3 separate regions of the Homo sapiens genome follow, and regions 2 and 3 are each linked to region 1. A link is a loop called in an ENCODE intact Hi-C map of the cell type or tissue named here. Cell type or tissue: MCF 10A. All regions are shown on one strand. Links, peaks and the distances in the headings refer to the core of each region. The heading gives the core; the rest is flanking DNA.

The links. A loop is a pair of places that touch in the nucleus more often than their neighbours do. Peaks named below come from ENCODE experiments on the same cell type or tissue, not always from the same donor. Only the 100,000 strongest peaks of a DNase experiment are listed, where the experiment ranks them.
Region 2: a loop joins it to region 1, with 3 times the contacts of the local background. A loop is called at or near these places in 26 of 110 quality-filtered maps.
Region 3: it touches region 1 in a loop (9-fold over the local background); 16 of 110 quality-filtered maps call a loop at or near these places.

What each region holds. Positions count from the first base shown.
Region 1 is chr3:69,536,916-69,544,676 of GRCh38, forward strand. It overlaps a transcript of FRMD4B not described here. Among named protein-coding and RNA genes, the nearest start is that of FRMD4B, 150 kb to the left of the region's middle. In MCF 10A, for the core only: no CTCF peak of the experiment used is centred there; a DNase peak (open chromatin) is centred at 4,446.
Region 2 is chr3:69,645,564-69,653,324 of GRCh38, forward strand. No RefSeq gene overlaps it. Among named protein-coding and RNA genes, the nearest start is that of MITF, 90 kb to the right of the region's middle. In MCF 10A, for the core only: no CTCF peak of the experiment used is centred there; a DNase peak (open chromatin) is centred at 3,728.
Region 3 is chr3:69,435,797-69,443,557 of GRCh38, forward strand. It overlaps a transcript of FRMD4B not described here. Among named protein-coding and RNA genes, the nearest start is that of FRMD4B, 54 kb to the left of the region's middle. In MCF 10A, for the core only: a CTCF peak has its summit at 4,051 (motif pointing left); no DNase peak of the experiment used is centred there.

The DNA of each region.
Region 1 (7,761 bases), core at 1,426-6,425:
TTAAAAATTTTAAGTAGGAATGAGGTCTTCCTAGGTTGCCTAGTCTGGTCTTGAACTCTTGGGCTCAAGGAATCCTCCTGCCCTGGCCTCCCAAAGTGTTGGGATTACAGGCATGAGCCACTGCACCCCACCAGGAATTCTTTATCAGATAATTTAATCTATTAAATAGATGCCTAGTCACGGCCCCCTAAAATAGTAGCCTTTACACATGGGGTGGCCACATAATTTATCGTCCAAACTGAAGGCATAGACATTAACCAGGATTGACCCAGGGAAGCCAGCACGATCGCCCTGCTTCTAGGGCCCCTCTGCTGTGAGTGAACATTGTCCTCACAGCTGTACACACTAGGCCCCCTTTCCCACTGGAAAACTGTACGTAAAGTGACAGAGGACAATTAAAAGCAGCACATCTCTAAGGAAAAAATAACACAGACCCAAATAAAGACCTCAAGGCTGAAGAGCTGCAGAATAGAGCACTCATTTGCCCTAGGCTTTAAGGAGGTGTATTCTTCAAATACTTTGCTCTAAGACACTACTTAAATAACTGTTTTCACTAGATTAGCATGGCAAATTGATTCAAATAAATGTCTTCCAAGATTTGCACATAAATGAAAACAGGATCACGATCACCCCCTTGTAAGAGGTTTTGGGACTGTTGTGGGTTTTTAATCAATATATCTGCCTTTTTCTTCTCAGTGTCATTGGAAAATAAAGTAACTACTATCAATTTGACTTGTTCTGCATCTTGATCTCATAAGTCCTGATATTGACCACGCTAAAAGTGACAGCTAAGGTTTTCCTTATACACATGAAAAATCATATTGATAATCTATTTGCCTGAATACAATTCAGCTCATTTTCCATTATTTGGGGCATCAAAAAGAAGAGAAATCAGCCTGTGTGCATTAGGCACTTGTACCCTGTGGTGAACATTTATTCCAGACTTTCTTAGCCTTAATTTCCCCCTTTTCCTGCAACTGTATTCATGTGGCAGTCCAGCCCTTTGATGTCCTCTGTCTACATGGTCTGGGTAGGACTCCATTGCTGGGGCAAAGCCCTCAACCTCTGCAGAAGCCACTTAGCACAGATTTCCTCCAGCCGTGCCAACTGGGCAAATCATAGCTCATTTTGAAACTTTTTGTTCAACAACTGGGGAAGGGGAGTTCTTTGGTTGCTGGACTTGAACTTGAAACTGTGTAAACGAGCAAGTGCTATATGGTCGTCTTGTCACCCAAGAAGGACCCCAATACACAGAGGAAAGAAGAAAAAGGCAGACCTGAGGAATGAAAAGAAATCAGATCCTGAAGTCACTGTTTAGCCCTAAGCAAGACGCTCTTGAAGTCAGTCCTACCGAAGTACCTTTTAGTAACCTGAACCCATATGTAAGAAAAAAATATATATTGTATATATGCATATACATAATACCCTAATTCCACTTAAAATCGGGTTTGTAACTTATTAGCAAAATAGCACTAACAGACACATGCATCCTGTGGCAGTACTTTTCAAACTTTTTGATGGCTAAGAATCACATTTTATACTGCAACCCAGAATGCACATAGGAGTGACTCAAAGTCTCATGAAATTACAGAACTCTTATAACATATGATGATGCTGACACTTGCTGTCTTGTTATACCTAAAAAAAATTACTGGTAGTAACCCACTAAATGGATTTTATGACCTTCATATTGAAAAAACACTGTCTTATGAGATTAGTTTAAAAATTGATTTCACCAGGAAGCATGAGATAAAAAATGACATGATAATTTCAGTAAATCCAGTCATTGGGGAGAATAAGAGATTTGGCTCCTAAATTACCTAGAGGGTTTATCAAGCATCTAGCAACAGAAAATTGTTATCTTACCACTTCTCTCTGACTGCCCACGGCACATATTTGGCAGAAGAGGAGAAAAAAAAATCTTACTGACTTAGAAATAAATGAATTATCCTCCAAAAGTCTTCCATCTAAAACAAATAACAACTACATTGAAAAAGGGAGAGATATGTAAGTAAAGGAAGATACATGTAAGACCTGCTGATGAGCTGAGTACATTACTTATCTATAGGCTGATGACAGTCATTTCAGTGAGCCTCAGCACTCCCGAACATATAAAAATAGTGCATTCATGATAAGATCAGATCTCTGGGGCAGATTTAAAGGGAGAGATAGAGCGAGAGATCACTTGCAGTATAAGCCTCAAACCTTCACTTATGTGTGTAAGATAACTATGAAGATTTCCTGCTAGAAAATTACTGCAGGCTGGATAAGGCAGGGTGTTTTTAACTGTTTTCCATGTACCCTATTTGTATTGTAAGTTAGCCAAAACTTTCTTTTTGTCTGCTCAAAGCATGCAGAGTCTTGATTAAATCTGTGGAATCAAACGGAGAACTAGGATTCTCAGGCTTGCTGAAACTAGAGGCCAGCGACAATAAACATTACTGAGAAAACTTCAGCTGATTTGACACTTGGGAGTGGCTGTGAAGTTAACTCCTCCCACACTTTTCTAGATTAGGCTCAAATGCAACCATCTGCCTGTTTGAAAAGCCCATTCACTTTTCTGCCACTAAGATAGAAATTTATTAATTTCAAAACAAAGTGAAGTTTAATACAGGAAAACAGGATCGTGATCACCATGATCACTTGCAGGGGAAAAATCTTCTGAGAACTTTCCCATGGATAATGAAAACTAAACCTCAAAATACGGTATTTAGGTAATTTTTTCATGTTCCAGCACCATATTGTTTAAATGCATTACACCTGCATTTCTGAATTTAAGCAAATAAAATGGTTGATTAATATTACTTGCAGATGTCACAAAGAAGTGATTAAACTTCTACCATTCAGTAAGTCCTTGGAGTTGCCTAAATTTTTCTCAACCTTTTAGGAAATGTAAGCACTGTTCAAAAAAGGTGTGTTCAAACAGTGTGTGTGTGTGTGTGTGCGTGTTACTTTTTATTACAACATTTTCAGATTACAAAAAGGAAGAATTGGCCGGGCCCTGTGGCTCACGCCTGTAATCCCAGCACTTTGGGAGGCTGAGGCGAGTGGTGGATGGTTTGAAGTCAGGAATTCAAGACCAGCCCGACCAACATGGTGAAACCCGGTCTCTACTAAAAATACAAAAATTAGCCGGGCTTGGTGGCACATGCCTGTAATCCCAGCTACAAGGGAGGTTGAGGGAAGAGAATCGCATGGGCCTGGGAGGCAGAGGTTGCGGTGAGCCGCGATCGCGCCACTGCACTCCACTCTGGGTGACAGAGTTCGAAGGAAAAAAAAAGGAAGAATTGTAGAAACACCAATACATCCACCACCTGTCTTGTGACACTTAATTTAGAGACAAAAATATATACAGAGTGCTTACTGAGTGTCAATCTCTCTTAAATATCATCTTTTTAAATTTATTAAAAATATATAGGCCGGGTGCCGCGGCTCACCCCTGTAATCCCAGCACTTTGGGAGGCCGAGGCGGGCGGATCACAAGGCCAGGAGATGGCGACCAGCCTGGCTAACGCTGTGAAGCCCCGTCTCTATTAAAAATACAAAAAATTAGCCAGGCGTGGTGGCATGCGCCTGTAATCCCAGCTACTCGGGAGGCTGAGGCAGGAGACTCGCTTGAACTCGGGAGGCAGAGGTTGCAGTGAGCCGAGATCGGCCACTGCATTCTAGCCTGGGCGACAGAGTGAGACTCTGTCTCTAAAAAAAAAAAAAAAAAAAAAAAATATATATATATATATATATATATACACACACACACACACACACACACACACACACGGCAGTTATTGTTATTGTTATTATTTTCTTCATACTCATTACCACCACCACTGCAGCACATCCCTTTCGGAGGCACTGTCTTGTTAAGAGCCTGGCATCTGAAATTAGATCTTACATAAACCACAGATTACTGGTGGGACTTCCGGTAAGTTACTTAACCTCTCTCAAGGGCTAGGTTTACCACTTCATGGATTATGGATGATGCCCCAAAAGTGCCTACCAGGATGCCTGGCACACAGTAAGCTCTCTAAACCACCACTCTTCACAGCATGTGTATGACATATGAAAGTGCGTCTTGATGAGGTTAAGTAAGGCGAAGCTGCTTTTCTTCCCCTCTAGACATTTGATTTGGAAACCCCACAGATCCATTCCCTTTAGGACGGGAAACAGCACGTCGGGGATCGCGCTATAATCTTGTACACATCTTTCGAGTTGGCTAGTAAATTTCTGGGGCGACATTACCTAATCTTCAAGGATCAACCAGCTTCCCGGAAAGACTGCTGCCATCAGCACCCTAAGGTCTTTCTTCCCGAAAGGCCCAGCCTCTAGTCGCAGCCGTCTGGGTACCAGCAAACACACCAAATCAGTTCGCGAAGTTCAGAGGACTTGGCTCTGGTATGTTTACAAGTCCTAACAGATCGCAGGAATGTTCAGGATAATTATTACCCCACCCAGGAGCGCCCAGCCCAACCCTCTCACATCTGGAAGGAAGCGGCCACACAAAGGAGAGCGAGAGAGAGAGAGAGACCTCCTCCTGCGGCTGCTTTCTCAGGCGGGAGAAGATTTAATACACGTCTCACCCCTTTTGTGAACAAGAGCAGGCACTGTTCAGTATCCTTCAAAGCACAGGACATCCAATGCAAGGGAAGAGTTTGTCCTCTATTCCAAACGAAATGGCATTTCTCAAAGTAGGAGCTAAAGATTATATTTATTTTTTCCTCCCCAGATGAAAATGAAAAGTGAAATACTCCACAAAATAAGAAGCTATTCACATGCACACTGCCTCTCCAACATAGGAGCGGCTAGGATCTGAAACACCTATTTGAAAAGGGCAGCCAAACGAAACCCTTAGTGTCCTCTGCTAACTCCAGGGATTTCCCCCCCCTCTTTTCGCTGCCTTTTAGAAGTATCTCTGGGGGCCAGATCTGGGCTTCATCAGCTTTTCTCCCGACCTCCCACGAACGCGCGGCAACCGAAGCACGCGGTCCCCGGCGGCGCGTTTGCAAACCCCACCAACGCCAACGCCTCGAAACCGCCAAACTTCCTGTCTCCATACCACCAAAGCGACCAAAGCGCCGTGCCAAGTGCCCCAGGGACTCCAGCGGAGGCTGCACTAGACCTCGAGCCCCAGGGCGGGGTTTTCCGCTCTCCCAAACTCCTGGGACCCGCACCTCCGCTGGGGGTCTCCAAACGTGCGCGCTGCGCCCGGGGCGCACCGGGCGCGCCCGTGGCCGCGTCTTGCGGCCTCGCCCTGGCAGCACGCTTGGGGAGCCCGGGGCGGTCGCCCACCTACCTGCTCCGCCACCTCCTCCCTGCGGCGCTCCGGGGCTGTAGACGGCTACTTTATTGTCTCGGCTGCGCACCGCGCGGGACCTGGGGACCCGGCTCTGCGCCAGTCCTGCAAGTCCACTCTGCGCTGTGCCTTCCCCGGCGGCGGCTGCCTTCCTCTTCTTCCTCTTCCTCTCTGTCCAAGCTCCAGCTCAGCACGTGAGCTACGCAGCCCGACTCCCGGGCTCTCTGGGCAGCCAGCGCCTGCCGCATCCCCCGGCCCGGGTCTGCAGGTCGCCCCCGCCACCGCCGCTCGCCGTGCGTCCTCGCTTTGCTCCACACTTACAGCTGTGCCCCGGGCCGCCTTTCTCGCGTCCTTCCGTCCTGCCTGCCTCCTCTCGCTGTCAGCCGGGGCTTTCGGCTCCCTCTCTCCCCAGCAGCCCCCGCCCGCCGCCTCTCCGGGGGCTGGGGCGGCCGCTGCCAATGAGGCTCGGCTGATGCGCTGTTCCGGCCCAGTCATTGTATCGGGAGGGAAGGAAGGGGAGGGGGAGAGGGAGGAAGGGAGGGGGCGCCCTCGGCCCCCGCCGCACGGGGCTGCGGGCTGGGCTAGCCTTCCCCGGCAGAGAAAGGGCGCCGGTGCCAGGAGGCGCGGAGCGGTGCCTGCCAGGAGGAGGGGAAAGAGGGGGTCACCAGCCCGCGCCTCTCCATCGCTCCCTCCGACTCCTCCAAGCTCTGGGCGGAACTTGATTCTGCCTCACCGGCTTCAGGCATCCCAGGACCTGAGTGCTGTTAGAATAAAGGGTATGAGGCACCGGTGGCAGAGGGAGGCGCAGAATGCACCCAGCCACCCAAGAGGGGCTGGCGAAATGACTCCTGAGATCCCTGCAAATCTGAAACCATTGCACTTGAAGACAGAAAGAAAAAAAAAAAAAGGCGAGTCTATCCCATATCAGGCATTTATCCCTAAGAACAATTTTTGTTTTATTATGCGTTCTTTACATGAAACTCGGGAGGCTCAGAGAGGTTAGCTCAAAATAGCTGATGAGTGACAGGGCAGAGATTCCAACTTGATCTGGTGCTGAGTGTAACACAGCAAATGGGAGAGGAAGGAGAGGAAAGGAGGATTCTTCATGAACGACTTCCTATTGAGAGTTTTTATATTCTCTTCAAATGAGCTGACAAGGAGAGAACCAAAGGTGATCCGACAGGGCTGGGAGAAAATATTTCCCAAACAGCCTTAAATGTATGTCCCGTGACCAGACTTCACTTCTCCATACACCGTGAATTAATTTTTCTCTACACACTATGAATTAATTTATTTTAAAAAGCAAATCCATTTTTAAAAATAATTGTCTCACAACTACACAATCACATAGCTTTGGATTTTTGTTGAAAATTAAATTGATTTATCCAATATCAATATTTTAAAGACTCCACAGTTTCTGTGACCGTGGTTTTGGCCTTTCTTCCTCCTTCTCCTCCAACTTCCCCTACCCGTCTTTCTCCCCCTTCCTCCCTTCCTTTTTGACAGGTCACCAGCCTAGAAAAAGAATGGGGGCACGGGGCATCTTGATTTCACAGGCCCTGGTGTAGCTGCTACTGACATGAGGGAGCAAGTAGCAAGCAAGATCTGAAGTAGTAAAGGTTCAAGATAGCATGTTGCGGAATATTGTATGTGTGCAGAATGAGGTTTAATTACATTTGCTTCTGATGTTGAATGGATTGTTTGCTTTTAATTAAATAGAATATATTGAATGAATAGCTAACATTTATTGAGTGGTAATTACACGCCCGGCCTCCCCACCCTGTCCCCAAGACTTGAGCTAAATAAGCACTTCTCTTGGCATCATCTTATTGCGTTCTCCTGGGAGAATGGGAGTGGACTGAAAGCCCCCTGTGGCCAGGGTCTATGTTCGCCTTGTTCAGCATCAGGCACATAGCAATGGCTATTCAGTGTCAGTTGAGTTAAGGGAGCCCTGTTTTACTAAGGAGGAACCTGAGGCTCTGAGAGGTTAGTTGACCTGCCTGATAGTATGAAACTAGAAAGTGGCAGTGCCTATCTATAAATGCAGGTCTGGTAACTCGCTACCCGTTGCACAATACAATCTATTCAACAGGTATTGGAGCATAAGGACCCCAGGTAGGGGAGTGATGCAATGAATAATGGTTTGCCCAGTGCTCACAAATGCCACAATTTCTCCAGAGAGAAAATAAATACATGTAGCATAGTCATTAGAAAACACTACAGAGTGTAGGGCAAAATGGAACAATGCAGGTAAAATGCCCAGCTTAAGGCTGGGCATCTAAGAAGTGTGTGGCATTTATTATGTTTGGGGAAAAAACTGGATACAGACTATTACATGAAAATGCAATGTAAGAGATGTCAGAAAGGTTTATCTTTATTGGTGAGAGTAGTCCAGAAGAATTTCCTTGAAGATGTGGGATATTTACTGGATTTTCTTGGAGCAAAGGGGCTTTGGCTTAAAAATGGGGGCT
Region 2 (7,761 bases), core at 999-5,998, 110 kb after region 1:
AAAACCACTTGTACCTCCAAAGCTACTGAAATAAAAAAATTATTCAAAGAAAATGACAAGACTTGGGAGTGAAGACTCAAGCATAAGCTGCAACTTTATTATTACCATGTCAAAGTCATGTCCATTTTCGCATCTACAAAAGGAAAGTCATAATCATCACCTTACTCAGGCCCTGAGAAGTTACTAATACTCGGCATTTTATAGCATTTAAATTGTCAGTGCATTGTATTTTCACTATGTCCTACAAGGCTCACTGGTGGACAGTAGCATCTGCTCTCCTTTAAACCATTTTTAAATTTATTTTATTTTAATTTTTTTAAAGCCAAGTCTTGCTTTTTCACCCAGGCTGGAGTACTGGGGCATGATCACAGCTCACTGCAGCCTCAAATACCTGAGCTCAAGCAATCCTTCTGCCTCAGCCTCCCAAGTAGCTAGGACTACAGGTGCTTACCATCATGCTTGGCTAAATTTTTTTTTTTTTTATAGAGGCATGGTTTCACTATGCTGCCCAGGCCGGTCTTGAACTCCTGGCTCAGCCTCCCAGAAGGCTTGGGATTATAGGTACAAGCCATCACAACCAGCCCCAATCTCATAAGTTAGAAGACTATTCTTGATATGATAAAATATTCACAGCATGTATTGTAATTGAAATTGGCAGGCTACGAGGCAATGTATAACTATAATAAAAATTATAATAGGAACGATACATAAGAGTATCTATTAGGTATCCCCTATGACAGGAACTGTGCTGAGCATGGGGTATGTATTTTCTTATTCACTCCCCAAAGCAATCTTAGGGCGTAGGGACTTTTTTAATCCCCATTTTATAGCTGAGCATGTCATTTTACAGCGAATCATAAATACTTGTCCAGGATCCAGCTGAGATTGGAATCCAGGTGTGTTTGAACCCAAGGTACAGACTTTTAACCGCCCTGGGGTGTGAGAGTGTGTGTGTAGATAAAGGCCTGCTCAAGGAAGAAGGAGGAGGAAAGAGCTGAGGAGGAAGATGTTGATGTATTTTTAATTGTGCATCAGTCTTCCTGGTGGTGACAGGTCTCTTAGTGTCATGACCAGCTCTGCCATTTGCAACGGTAGGAATTACAGTCTTTCAAAATCCGTTTCTGGTCATTGCTGAACCCAAATTTACATAAAAACAGGCCCTTGAAGTCAACCTCTTAAGTTTTAGAAAAAGATATTCCTCCCTGAAATTGGAGTGACATCTCCAGTGAACTATCCTGGCAGCAGAGTTGTCCCCTGCAGCTGACCAGTGGAGGTCAGCCAGCCCCCGCCAGGCAGCGGATGAACCTCAGCCACCTGTCGGCCACAGCAGCTGGAGGACCTCCGGAAGCGATGGCTCCTGAAGGTGACCTCTGTGTGACACACAAGCGTGGTGAAATGGAAACGTCCATGTTGATCTAGTGCCATCTGAGACCCCAGTATTAACTGTGCACAGTTTCCCAGTCATCGTATCAGCGTCTCACCCTCTGTGAAAGTCTGTAACAGCAGTTATCAATGGATTTCAGCTACTATCTCCAAGACATGTGACAAATGTTGCTCAGATACAATGCACTTTCCAAGAGATTTACCCAAATTTTGACCCAAAATATTTTGAGGGGAAGTAGAGGTCTACAATAATTTGTGAATCTCCATAATAACTATTAACCATACAGTAGTACCAAGTTCTCAGTACATTCTGAGCCACAAGAGACAGGTGGTGGGTTATGAGTAATTTAAGTTTTTAAAGCATTTCCCAATTCTGGTTGTGCTAGCTACTCAAGATGAATATCAGGATGCAGCACAGTTATATTACAGTGGGGACAACCTTGAAACCCTTCTAATTTAAATTTTTAAAGTACATTTATTTGCCAGTTCTACTGTTGGAAACGTTACAGTGGTGTCCCTATCATCCGTGCGTTTAAGTTATGCAAACTCAAAATACATTGCTATAGTGAAAATACTGAAAAATTTCATGGTAATATATATCCTTTTAGAGATATTTACCTATATATTTATATGTATATATTTATACTTGCAATTGTGTACAGATTGCATGTATAAATAATACTGCATATTTATGCTGTGTGTGTACTGTACTTAATGGGTAATTTGAGGAATTTCCAAGGGTAATTTTGGCTATAACTACTTTTTGCTTTAAGCAACATCTGCTCTCCCCACTCCTGCCCCTCCCATTGTCACCACCACCACTTCAAATTGAAATTCCATTGTGTTTATGATATCTTACTTTTGATACTTCTCATCAGTGGCTGTAAGATCCACAAAGTGCTATCAGCTCGTGGTTAACTCTAAATATTATTCATGACGAGTTCAAGGTAGCTGCTGCTTTTTCTTGGTTCAAATTTGTGAAGCTTGCGTCATCATCTGTTAATATTGCATGCCCATCCCCACTGGGTACCAGACACTGCATTACTCTAAAAATATACTTCCTTTTCCACCAGGCTTTTTGAGTAGTCTGAAAACTGGTTTAACTGCATGCTTTTATTTTTGGTGTTGGTGGCAATGGAAAATGGGGTATGATAATAGTTTCACTGACATCAAGAAAGCTTGGGTTTGTTTTTCCTGCACAGAATAGAATTATCTCTGTAAAACATACATCTGACTTTGTTTCTCTTCCATGCTTAAAATCCTTCAGCAGCTCCCCCTTAAGCACATGATAAAGTCCAAACTTCACGTCCACATGACTTACAAAACTTTGCTTTTTCTCCCAGCATGCCTCTCCCTTATATACTCAGTGTGTTCACCACAACAAACCCTTGTATTGCTCATACCAGGGTTTTTCACAACTCCAAGCTTTTGTCCCTGCTGTCTCCGTTGTCAGAAATGTTGTCATGGTCTCCACTCCCTTAGTGGGTTTATACACCTTGAACACCATGCTCAAATATCACTTCCTTTGTACTGCCTTCTGTGACTTCCTGAGCCAGACCTGGCCATGCCTTTTCTTATATATATTTGGTATATTTTTATGCTTCTATTGAGGCAGTTATCAACCTTTAATGAAATGATAAATTTAAACGTCCATCTCCTCTATTAGGCAGTGAACACAACAAAAGCAGAGGTAATGCTTTATTTACCTTTGCAATCCCAGTACCTAGCATGGGGATTGGAACCCAGTGGTTCCGTATATGCTGAATGAGTGAAGAAATGAATGGCAGACAGAGATACAATCTTCGAAATTAATTCATTGAGGTGTTTTTGACCCCAGATCCAGATATAAACTGCAGAAGTTCAATGAATTTCCTCTAAAATGAATGCTAAATTGTGATTGAATCTCTGTGTGTATACTTGTGCATACATTTATCTGGGAAGCTAATCCATAGCCTTCATCATATTCCCAAAGGAATGTAGGATGTATTAAAGGGGATACAAATCACTGACATAATTCAATCTCCTCAAAAAATTAAGATCTCCCTTTCTCCCGCTGCATGACAAAAACAACCAACCAACCAACCAAACAAACAAACAAACAAACAAACTAAACCAAGGGGAATGGGGGCTTTTGAAAGGAATGAGTAGGCAGGAATGTCCCTGAAAGATGAGGTCTGCATGATAGTCTTGTTTTAGTCCTGAAGGGGACGGCGGAGCCCAAAATATCAGTGCTCAGAAAGATTTGGACCTAACTGGCATGCAATGCAAGCCCGGAGCTTAGTTCATTCACTCCTTTGTCCATTGTGGAATTATCTAATGACAAGAGGGATGTGGGTGGTAACAAGTGAGGTGCCTTCTTCTCCCTTCCTGTTGAGTCATTCTCCAAATAATGTTCAGAGTATGAGGGGAAGTAACATTAGCTTGAGGATTTTTTGTTATTTGAAATCTGTAACTAAATAACAGCACTACTCATTGTGGCTTTTCCTTTCTTTCTGGTTTCATAAATTTCCCTTACATTTTCAACTGGGTGAGTTATTTGCCATTTGCTTTCCTAACCTGGTGTTTGTGCAGCATCACTGGCAAAAGTTAATATGTGCTTCTTGCTGCCCCAGGGATTCTTGCAGCTCTGTAATGATGAAATTAATCTATAAATGTGGTCTCTAAAAGCACCTCTGGGTCTCAATCTTTGAATGAAAGGCAGAGTGGAATGGAAGGGATCTGTTGCTTTCATTATCATTATCTAAATGGATGCAAATGCAGCAGATTGAAAATGCTCATCCTTACCAGAAATGATAAGAATCCAAAGACCTGCTATTTGCATGTTTAATTGCAATGGCGCATTGAGAGACAGAATTACTGTGTGGGGGTTATGGGCACTTCACAAACGGTAATTGTCCTCCACACTTATTTTTGTCATCTTGATGAGTGTTAGAAGATGGCTAGGCTTTCTAAACACTTGCACGCTTCCAACTAGGGAGGATATTTTGGCACATTAGGAAAACATGGCATGAATTCAAGTGAGCTGAGTTACATTAGCCCGTCTTTTCTGGTTAGTTCTGGTTAAATGGTAACTTTCCATAAAGTGCCTTCCTTTTCCTGGCAGTAACATTTACTGAGCACAAAGTTGCATTTCAGGTACAGAACCAAGCTCTTTACACACTTCTCTCATTTGACTCCAATATCTGAGGTAGATTCTATTACTATTTTCATTTTACAAATAGGAAATCCGACACAGAGAGAAATCTAGTAACTTAGCCAAGTTTACATAGGAAATGACTAAGTCAAGATATAAATGCTTATTTGTCTGATTCCCAAGCCAAAGTTGTTGGTATGTGAAATAACTTTTTTTCTATCATCAAAGCTCTCATTTATCAACCATTTTTTCATCCATTCATACATCAGATATTTATTGAGCAACTACTATAGGCTAGCTATTATGTGCAGTAAAAAAATGGAAGCAAAACATTGCCCCTGCCTTCAAGTCCATGCTTGAAATAACCAAAAATGAAATTCTGTTGTTTCTTTATACAAGCATCAACAGAGCATCATTTTTGCCACCTTCCTCCTCATCAACATCATCATCATCAGAATTACTTTTTACTGAGCCTGAGAAAGTTGTCAGAACCAAAATGGAGTCGCTTGTGTTTAAAAAAACAAAAAACAAAAAGCCATGACAAATAGAGGCAGGGAAGGCTGTAAAGAGAGGGTCCTCAAACTTCTGTGCCTGATAAGAAAAACTATCATAAAAGACTCTGCAAAAACTGCAACCTTGCCAAAGGCCATCACAACCTTGCACAAAAAAGTACTTCTGTGGAGACATCTGCCCAGCAACTGCCTGTCCAACATCAGACTGATGTCACTCTTGTTATTGATCTCCGTAGCCAAGAAGAATCATTTGAAAACAATTATGTAATCCTCCTCATTTTTCCTTTAAAACCCTTTGTCTTCCTTTACCTCCCTGAATACACACACCATTTACTATGGCATGCATATTCCCATTGCAATGCCTATTCCTAAATACATATCTTTTATTTTAGAGAGGCTCTTTCTGTTTATGTTGGTTGACAAGCCCTTAACATCTGCCAGGTGCTGTATTGGGCACTATTTACTTCTAACAACCTTTTGAGGTAAGTGTGATCATCCCCACAATATGGCTAAAGAAACCACAGCTCACAGAGCTTAAATGACTTTGCCCATGCCACCCAGCTAGTAAGTGGAAGAGCCAGCATTGAAGTCCAGGGCTGTCTGATTCTAAAGCCACATATTTTAATAACAATATCACCCGAGGATTCTGAGACCACTCAACAAACCAATGTCACTTAAGGATTTTTTAGAGACTACTTTAAAAGCAATGTGAATAAAATGCTTAATGAAGAACCAAAGCTATATGAACTGAGTTCTCAGTCCCTGCCAGTACTGTGCTAGAAACTGTCCATGTATGCTCTCATTCAAGTATCTCCATAGCCTCCATAGATCTTGTTAGTTCTATTTTGCAGGTGAGGAATCTGAGGCTCAGAAAGAGGAAGTAACTTGCCCAAGGTCACACACAGTGGAGGCAATATTTAAGTCCAGATCTGCTTGATTTTAAAGCCCTATATTTTACTAACAACATCACCCAGAGCGTTCCTAGGGAAAATGCTCATTTTCAGAAAAAAATCCAGAAAATGCTTACCAAATAGCAACCCCTAAGTTAGTTGCCTAAAGGATACAGGCTGCTGGGTAGGCTTCATCTTAACAAGGGTTTCCCTTCCCCAGACCCATGCAACATTATTTTTCTCCTATTTTAAAAAAACTCTTTTTTCCCCCTTCTTGCTTGGTAGGAGGACGGGGTGTGTGTGTGTGTGTGTGTGTGTGCATTTGCGGAATGGAACAATAAAAAGGAGAGAGACATGCATAGAGATAAACGGATTGCAGAGAACTCAGGAGATCCAAGTTGATCTAAAGGCCCTGGGGTCTGGCTTCTTGCAATCTCTCTTTACCTGTTGATAACAGCTCACTTCTGGATAAGTCAGCAGGGGGTTGGGGGTGGGGAGTCATTTTTAAGGAGAAGGAGAGCCTCTGTATTAGTTAAATCCTTTTAACATATATAGTAAAAGGGAAAGAATCCCACCACTCACAATTTTCCCTGGAATGTTGCTGGGTTTTGGATTCTGATTCAGCTTCAGAAGGCTGGGATCCCACAGAGCATTAGAAGGACTGGTGTGATAAGAACAAGATCATCTATTAAGCACCTATTACATACTGGTGTGATGCTGAGGACTTTGCATTCATTACATCTGCTACGGTTTGAATGTAGTGTCCCCTTCAAAATTCATGCTGAAACTTAATCCCCATTGTGGTGGTATTAAGAGTTGGACCCTTTTAGGAGGTGATTGAGTCATAAGGGTGGAGCCCTCATGAACGCCCTTATAAAAGAAGCTTTAGAGAGAGTTTGCCTCTCTTGTTCTTCTGCCTTCGGCCACTGAGGACACAGCATCAAGGTGCCATCTTGAAAGCAGAGAGCAACCCTCACCAGACAGCAATGCCAGTGCCTCAATCTGGTACTTCCATCCTCTAGAACTGTGAGAAACAAATTTTGATTCTTAATAAATTCCTCAGTCCTTGGCATTTTGTTATAATAATGCGAATGGACTAAGACAACCTCATATGACTCTTTCACCTACCCTGCAAATGAGGCAGTTGTATGCCCTTTTGATAAGGCTAGGAAATTGTGGGTTCAGAGAGACAAAACTTTTCCCAAGAGACACATAATGTTCTCTAAGATTGTACAGCCAGTATGACATAGACCTGGGATTCAAATCTAAGATTAGATTTTAAGTGCAATTTATGTGTCTCTTCAGTGGCCAAATATCTGCACTTGCTTCTTCTGGTTAAACATAATTTGCTGTCTGACATCCTTATCTCAGCCACTGACCCCTGAGTCATCTCCCTTCTCTATCCCCTTTCTCACTGCCAACATGTAATGGGCTTGCAAGATGGAATGCCTCCCCTACTACCTGTCCCTTCTAGGGAATCCCTACCCTTAAATATTCTTTATGCAGGAATTCAAAACTACATGTTGACCAGATAATCCCAATCATGGATTGGGAATAGACAGTTCATCTAAGAGTAGCCAACCAATAGCAGGCTGGCAACCTGTGGGGTGAGCTACTGTGAAGCCTCATGCATTGCCATGTGCTGTGGCTCAGGCCTATAATTCCAGTTACTCAGGAGGCTGAGGTAGAAATGCTTGAGCCCAGGAGTTCAAGGCTGCAGTGACCTATGATCATCCCACTGCTCTCCAGCCTGGGCAACAGAGCAAGACCCAACTCTTTAAAAAAAAAAAAAAAGGCCAGGTGCAGTGACTCATGCCTGTAATCCCAGCACTTTGCGAGGCCG
Region 3 (7,761 bases), core at 999-5,998, 100 kb before region 1:
AAACTGTGTATAGTCAAAATGAACACTGGAAAATCCCTTAGGGAAAGTGCCAACATAGAGCCCAGCAACTACATCATCATGAATATAGCCAGTTTTTCCTTCAAAGTTGCAACAGATAAAATTTTCTTCAAGCACTACATAAAAGGCTCTATTTATGGGCCATTTGTATAAAAAGGTGCATATCTTTAGATAACAGAATCACTCTCAGCATAAGAGACTTGAGAAAACTGAGACCAATCAAAGGACAGGAGATTCAGTTACCACCTCCTACTCACTTGTTGAATTTGCAGAAGTTATGTATGCACTGGAAATGACTCTACTGGAGTTTGCTTCCTTTCTCAGCTTACTTCACCAGAGAGTTCCCCTCCCTCACTATTCTTATCCCATAGAAACCTCTAATATATGCAATCTCTAATGATAAATATCTAATAATAAAACCTCTAATAATGCAATCAATATTCTGTGGAGCACACTTTGGGAAATGCTGAAATACTAAAAAACGTAGGTGTTACGGATCAATCAATCAGACGGAAATATATACAATGCTTTCTTAACACTGATAATAAAAAAACTGTAGGATAAACCACAATGAGATACCATTTCACACCTACTAGGACGGATATTTGGGGAATGAAAGGAAAATAAGAAGTGTTGGTGAGAATGTGGAAAAACTGGAACTCTAGTGCATTGATGATGGGATTGTAAAATGGTGCAGCCACTATGAAAAGCTGTTTAGTAGTCTCTCAAAAGGTTAAATATAGAATTACCATATGATCCAGCAATTCCATCTCTGGGCAGATACCCAAAAGAATTGAAAGGAGGGCCTTGAACAGATATTTGTACACCAGTGTTCATAGAAACATTATCCACAATTACCAAAGGTGGAAACAATCCAAATGTCCATCAGCAGATTAATGGATAAACAAAATATGGCATATACATAACATGGATTATAATTCTTTTCACCTTAAAATGGAACGAGATTCTGATATATGTTACAACATAAATGAGTCCTGAAAACATTATACTAAATGAAATAGGCCAGACATGAAAGGACAAATATTGTATGATTCCACTTACATGGAGTGATTAGTATCTAGAATAGTTGAATAGTAATTATTATCTAGAACAGTTGAATACACAGAGACAGAAAGTAGAGCAGAGTTTACAAGAGGCTGGGGGTACTGGGGAATGGGAAGTTATTGTTTAATGGGCATAGAGTTTCAGTTCAGGATGATGAAAAATGTTCTGGAGATGAATCGTGGTAGTGGTTGTTCAACATTGTGAATGCACTTAGACAGAGTCTTACTCTGTCGCCCAGGCTGGAGTGCAGTGGCACAATCATGGCTCACTGCAGTCTCAAACCCCCAGGCTCAAGCGACCCACCCACCTCAGCCTCCTGAGTAGCTGGGACCACAGGCACGCGCCACCATGCCCAGCTTTTTAAAAAAAATTTATAGAGATGAGGTCTCACTATGTTGCTCAGGCTGGTCTGGAACTCCTAGGCTCAAGCAATCCTCCTGCATCTGCCTTCCAAAGTGCTGGGTTCACAGGCATGAGCCACTGTGCCTGGCCAATTGTAATTTTTAAATTGATAAAATGGTAACTCTTATGTTATGTATGTGTGTATATATACATATATATAATATAAAATATATACACTAGTGTATATACTAGTATACTATTCATAGTATTATACATAACATACACTGTTATATGTAGTATGTATTATATAATATAATAAATATTAATTAAAATATATAATATGTACTATTATATATCAGTATATTATTTACAATATTTAATAGTATATTATATATACTATATAAATATATATACTATATATATACAGAGAAAGTTTGTATACATACTATATATACTATAGTATATATGTAGTATATATACTATATAAATATAATATATATAAATACATATTATATACAATACTATATAAAGTATGTATAAATACTATATATACTATATATACTATATTTATATATATTTATATTTTTATATATACTATATATATTTATATTCATATATAGTATATATACTATAGTATATATGTAGTATATATGTAGTATATATACTATATAATATATACTATTATTGTATAATATATATTATATATTATATATACTATATAACATATACTAATATAATACTACATAAATATATACTATTATTGTAAATAAAAGTATATATAATACTGTTATATATACTACTATATTATATGTAACTATATATACTACTATATGATATATAATTACATAATATATTATTATCTATTATATATAATATAATAGTATATACATATATACTGTCAAGATAGGGTCTCGCCCTGTCACCCAGGCTGGAGTGTAGTGGTGCGATTGTGGCTCACTGCAGCCTCGAACCTCTTGGCTCATGTGATCCTCCCACCTCAGCCTCCTGAGCAGCTGGGACTACACAGGCGGCATTACCACACCTGGGTAACTTTTAATTTTTTTTGTAGAGACAGGTTCTCGCTTTGTTGCTCAGGTTGTTCCTGAACTCTCGGTTTCAAATGATCCTTGGGCCTTGGCATCCTAAAGTGCTGGGATTACAGGCATGAGCCACTGCGTCCAGCCTTGTTATGAATATTTTACCACAATAAAAATATGTTCAAGACAAAAAAGGATATAGAAGCAAAATTGTAGGAATGGGGATGGGGCAGACTTAAATTATTTAGACATCACTTGAATGTGTCATTCTGCTAAAAATCTAGCTGTTGACAAATTCCTGGCTTGCTTAGGTGACAATTTCAATACTTGGAAGGCAGAGGATGCTACAAGGGGAAGTGTTCATCCAGGAAAACCTTTTGGGCAATAGATAAATGAAGCAAAAAAGTGGTCACACACTCTTGGAGTTCAAAGCAGTTGAGGGAGGGATGCTGGGGTCCTTGCCTGGCTCCTCTCTGGTTCCAGTACTGCCTCCCACCACCCAATCTCCATCCTCACCCTTCCACTCATCCCCATTCACTGTATATTCAGCAGCCAAAGTGGGGGTAAAATATGGAAATATACAGAAGAAAATGCAACAAACTCCTATCCATGCGCCCATCAGTCAAAACTAACAAACGTTGTTTTTCATATTTTTTCACATCCTGTCTTTACTCTTTTAAGTGATAGAACCACACAGAATTTATCTTCTATGTTAATTTCTCCAGTCCAATTCTTTCTTCATCTTCAGAAGCAACCATTATTCTGAATTTGGTAGATATTTAGTTCGTGTGCGTGTGTGTGTATGTGTGTGTGTGTGTGTGTGCATGTGTCCAAACATATTCTATGATTTTGTAATTTTAAAACTTTTTATAAAGAGTATTATGCTGCCTATTATATTTTGCTCAACATGGTTTTTTGCGATCTAGATTATTAACTGTTGCATAGTGCTCTGTCGTATGACTGAATTACAGTTTAATTCTCCATTTGTGGACTGATGGCTATTTGGGTAGTGTCCGATTTTTGTTATAACAAAGGATGCGACAGCACACATCCTCATGATTCTCCTTCTGTACAGAGGCCTCCCTGTTTAGTTGTGAGAGGTGTTTGGGGCACAACCTACATGAGAGTACATGGCAGTACTGTGTGGGTATATGCAGGAATTTCTCCTGGTAAATCTCACCTGGGGTGGTCCAATCCTCCAAGGTATTATTTGGAAATGTGGGAGAATCTTTCGTGAGATGGGGATGGAATGGGGCAGGGGATGCTAAATTTTGTACAGTGCATGAGAGTCCTAAATATTTTGTCCCCCACAAAATACCAAGAGTCCCTCCTTTGAGAAATGCTGCTGATTTCTGTCCCGAAGTAGAATCTTTGTGTGGTAGAATCTGTGTGTTTAGAAGTCTAACTAGGGAATGACAACTTGCTCTCCAAAGTGCCACCTGCCACAGCTCAGAGTGCCTGTTTACCTCAATTCTTTGCCAAGTCTCATTGTCAGCCTTTTGAATTTCTGCTATTGTGACGGGCATAAAATGCAGTTTCATTATGATTTTTAAACTTGCATTTCCTGCTTTTATTAGCACTGTGGAAAACCTTTTCAATTTTTACTGCTCATTCATGTCTCCCCCTTGTGGAAGTGCCTGTTAATAAGCTGTCTATTTTTCTATTGGGTAGTTTAAATTTCCCTTTTTGATTTGTAGGAGTTCATTAGAGATTCTGGAAACTTGCTTTTGGTAGTTATTTGGGGTTGCAAATGCCTTCTACCAGTTTGTTGTTTGTCTTTTTATTTTATGGTGCCATGTTATGCAGAAGTTATACATTTTGATATAGTGAAATTCATCCAAACTTGAGTGTGACTTTTGAGACTCTAGTTTATAAAATCTACTTTATTCTAAGATTCCTTTCTCCCCATCTAAAGGTTTTACATTTTTATTTCTTATATTTAAGTTTTTAATCCATCTCACAATTTATTCTTGTACAAACTGTTATGTAAGAATCTGATTTTTTCTTCTTACAGGCTATCAGTTGTAACAATACCATTTACTTTTGATACTGTGTTTTCCTCTGTAACTTCTAAAGCATCCTATATCATATAGAAAGAACCATATTTGTTTAGTTCATCATTGGGCTCTCTTTTCTGTCCTATTGATCTATTTTTCAATTACCCTTCACCAGTAATACTGTCTATGGCTTTATAATAAATTTTGATAGAGGAACTCCTAATCTTTTATTCTTTCACAAAACTCCCTTATTAAATTCTTGAATGTGGCTGGGCATGGTGGCTCATGCCTGTAATCCCAGCACTTTGGGAAGCCAAGGCAGGTGGATCACTTGAGGCCAGGAGCTTGAGATCAGCCTGGCCAACGTGGGGAAAACCCATCTCTACTAAAAAAAATACAAAAATTAGCCAGGTGTGGTGATGCACCCCTGTAATCCCAGCTACTTGAGGGGCTAAGGCACAAGAATCGCTTGAACCTGGGAGGCAGAGGTTGCACTGAGGCAAGATCATGCCATTGCACTCCAGCCTTGGCAACAGAGCAAGAGACTCTGTCAAAAAAAAAAATTCTTGAATACTTACATTTGCATTCATATTTCAGAATGCTGGGGATTTTGCTTAGAACTACAATGAATTTGTAAATACTCAACATTTCATGATATTGATCTTCCTTTCCACGTATATGGTATATCTTGTCATTTCTTTAGCTCTTTTAAAAATAATTTACAATAACCTTTTTTTCCTGAAGCAGATGTATATTTTCTTAAAACGTACTCTGAGTTTCTGAGTGGTTTTGAGCTCTGGAGTGATTTTTTTGAAACCCAAATCTGAAGATAGCAAATCATCCCTCCCTGAATGTAGCTCCCCTGAGGCTTTCTGTTACACTAAGAATGAAATTTGAACTCCATACTGGAGCATGATTATAGGACATGGTTTCCTATCTTCCTCCTGGACTTTTATTGTATGTTCTGTTAGTCATTAAGCTTTAGCCACAGTGGTTTTCTTTACTTTTTTTTCTAAGGTTAGTCAAGTGAGGCAGTGAGAGTGGAGTGGTTTTCTTTATGTACTCAAACATACCAAGCTAATTTTATTTTGGGACCCTTGTCCTTGAGGCTGTGTTTTTTCTGGAATCTTGTTCCCCAGATATGCATATGGCTAGTTTCTTCCTGCTGTTTGGGCCTCGGTTCAGATGTCTTCTCTCAGAGAAACTATCCCTGCCCACCAGAGAGTAGCCCTCCAACCATCCGTAATGACATAGCTTCTTTATTTCTTCACAGCACTTGCCACAATTTGAATTTATCTTCTTTGAACTCTTTATTGGTGTATTATTCCCCACGATATACTATAAGCTCCACATGATTGAGGACCTTGCTGCCTTGTTCTTTTCTGTGTCCCCAGAACCTACAGCAATTCCTGGCACATGGCAGCTGTTCAGTGAATATGAGCTGAATGGATAACTGAGTGGAAAAATGAACTCACGTGGATCTCCCCTAATGCCCCTGGTTGCTCCTCCTGTGTCCTCTTATATCAACAAAGGGGTATTTCCTTTCTCCCATATATTAGCAGTAAATAATGATGTAAGACATTTCTAGTCTCTTGAACAAATAGTTTAACTGCAGAAATACTTACAAAACGGATTCCAAACACATTTATGTTCTGCATTCCAGGTTTCCAAGTGGCTTAGAACAGTGAAAGTGCCACTGTCTATTCGGCCCATTTCTACTCCTAAGAGATAGCTATTAAGTTTATTTGCATAAATCCAGAAACCATTTATCCATTTACAAATCTCCAGCTATCTAATCTATCTCAGATTACACAATCTGAATGATTCACCAAAGAAGTTTCTTTTTTTTTTTTTTGAGATGGGGTCTCACTCTGTCACTCAGGCTGTGATGCAATCATAGCTTGCAGCCTTGAACTCCTGTACTCAAGCAGTCCTCCTAACTCAGCCCCCTGAGTAGCTGGAATTACAAGTGCACACCATCATGCTCAGTTAATTTTTAAATTTTTTTTAGAGATGGGATCTCACTATATTGTCCAGGCTGGTCTCAAACTCCTGGCCTCAAGTGAACCTCCTGCTTCAGCCTCCCAAAGTGCTGGGATTACAGGCATGAGCCACTATGCCCTGCCAATAAGTTTTATTCTATTGAAAAATTGTTATTTTTAAGTGAATCTGAGTTTGTTAAGAAGGCAGATTGTCAATCCCACTTCTAGAGGTTCTGATTCCACAAACCAGGGGTGGGGCCTTCATTTTCAACAAGCACTCTAGATCATTCTAACATAGGTAGTCCAAAAACCACTTATGAGAAATACTCATAAGTGAGTATTTATGAGTATTAAATACTAGGTTAAGGCAATTTAATGCCATCCTTATTTAAGATGATGCAGCCTCCCAAATACTAGGGGGCAGATGGAGCCATACGTGCACCCACTGACGTCCTATGTCATGTCCTCTTTGCCCAAGAAGAGGGCATTGCGGATCCATGTGCCTCCACTGAAGCCCTGACAACCAGACCTGCTTATGAAGCCACATAAACATTATCAGGGCAACAGCTCAAACAGGCAGTGAGGAAATGGGTTCTAGACTCTGAGTGGCTTTGGGCCAGTTTCTTCATATGCACAATGAGAAGGTGGGCCAGTGTGATGTTATGATAGAATAAGAAATCTGTTTGTTCTTCCCCAGTTCCTGGCAAAGAGCTTCTGAAATTCTTGTAACTTCGGAGTGATTGGGGTGAGAGAAGCATCTTTTGTTACTCATAATAAGCCCCTTTCAACCACATCTGAGTTTATGTTAATGAGATGGCTGGGGGATTCCAGCCCCACACAGCTTCAGGGTGGGGGCTGGTTGCCAGAGGAACCAACCATGTGATTACAGGGTTGGAAATTTCAGTCCCACCCCCTGACCCCCAGGGAGGGGAGAGGGGCTGGAGGTTGAGTTCAGTCACCAGTGGCCACAATTTACTCAATCATGCCTAACTAATGGAACCTCCATAAAAACCCTGAACAATGGGGTTTGGAGAGCCTCCTGGTGAATGCATTCACTTTTTGGGAGAGCGGCACATCCCAAACTCCACTGGCACAGAAACTCCTGCTTTTTGGACCCCTCTGGACTTTATATATACATCTCCATCTGGCTGTTTGTCTGTATCCTTTATAATATCTTTTCTAATGAACTGGTAAGTGAAGTGTTTCTCTGAGTTCTATGAGCTATTATAGCTAATTGTCAAACCTGAGCAGGAGGTCATAGGAACCCCTAATTTGTAGTTAAGTTGGTCAAAAGTGCAGAGGGCCCAGGACTTGCAATTG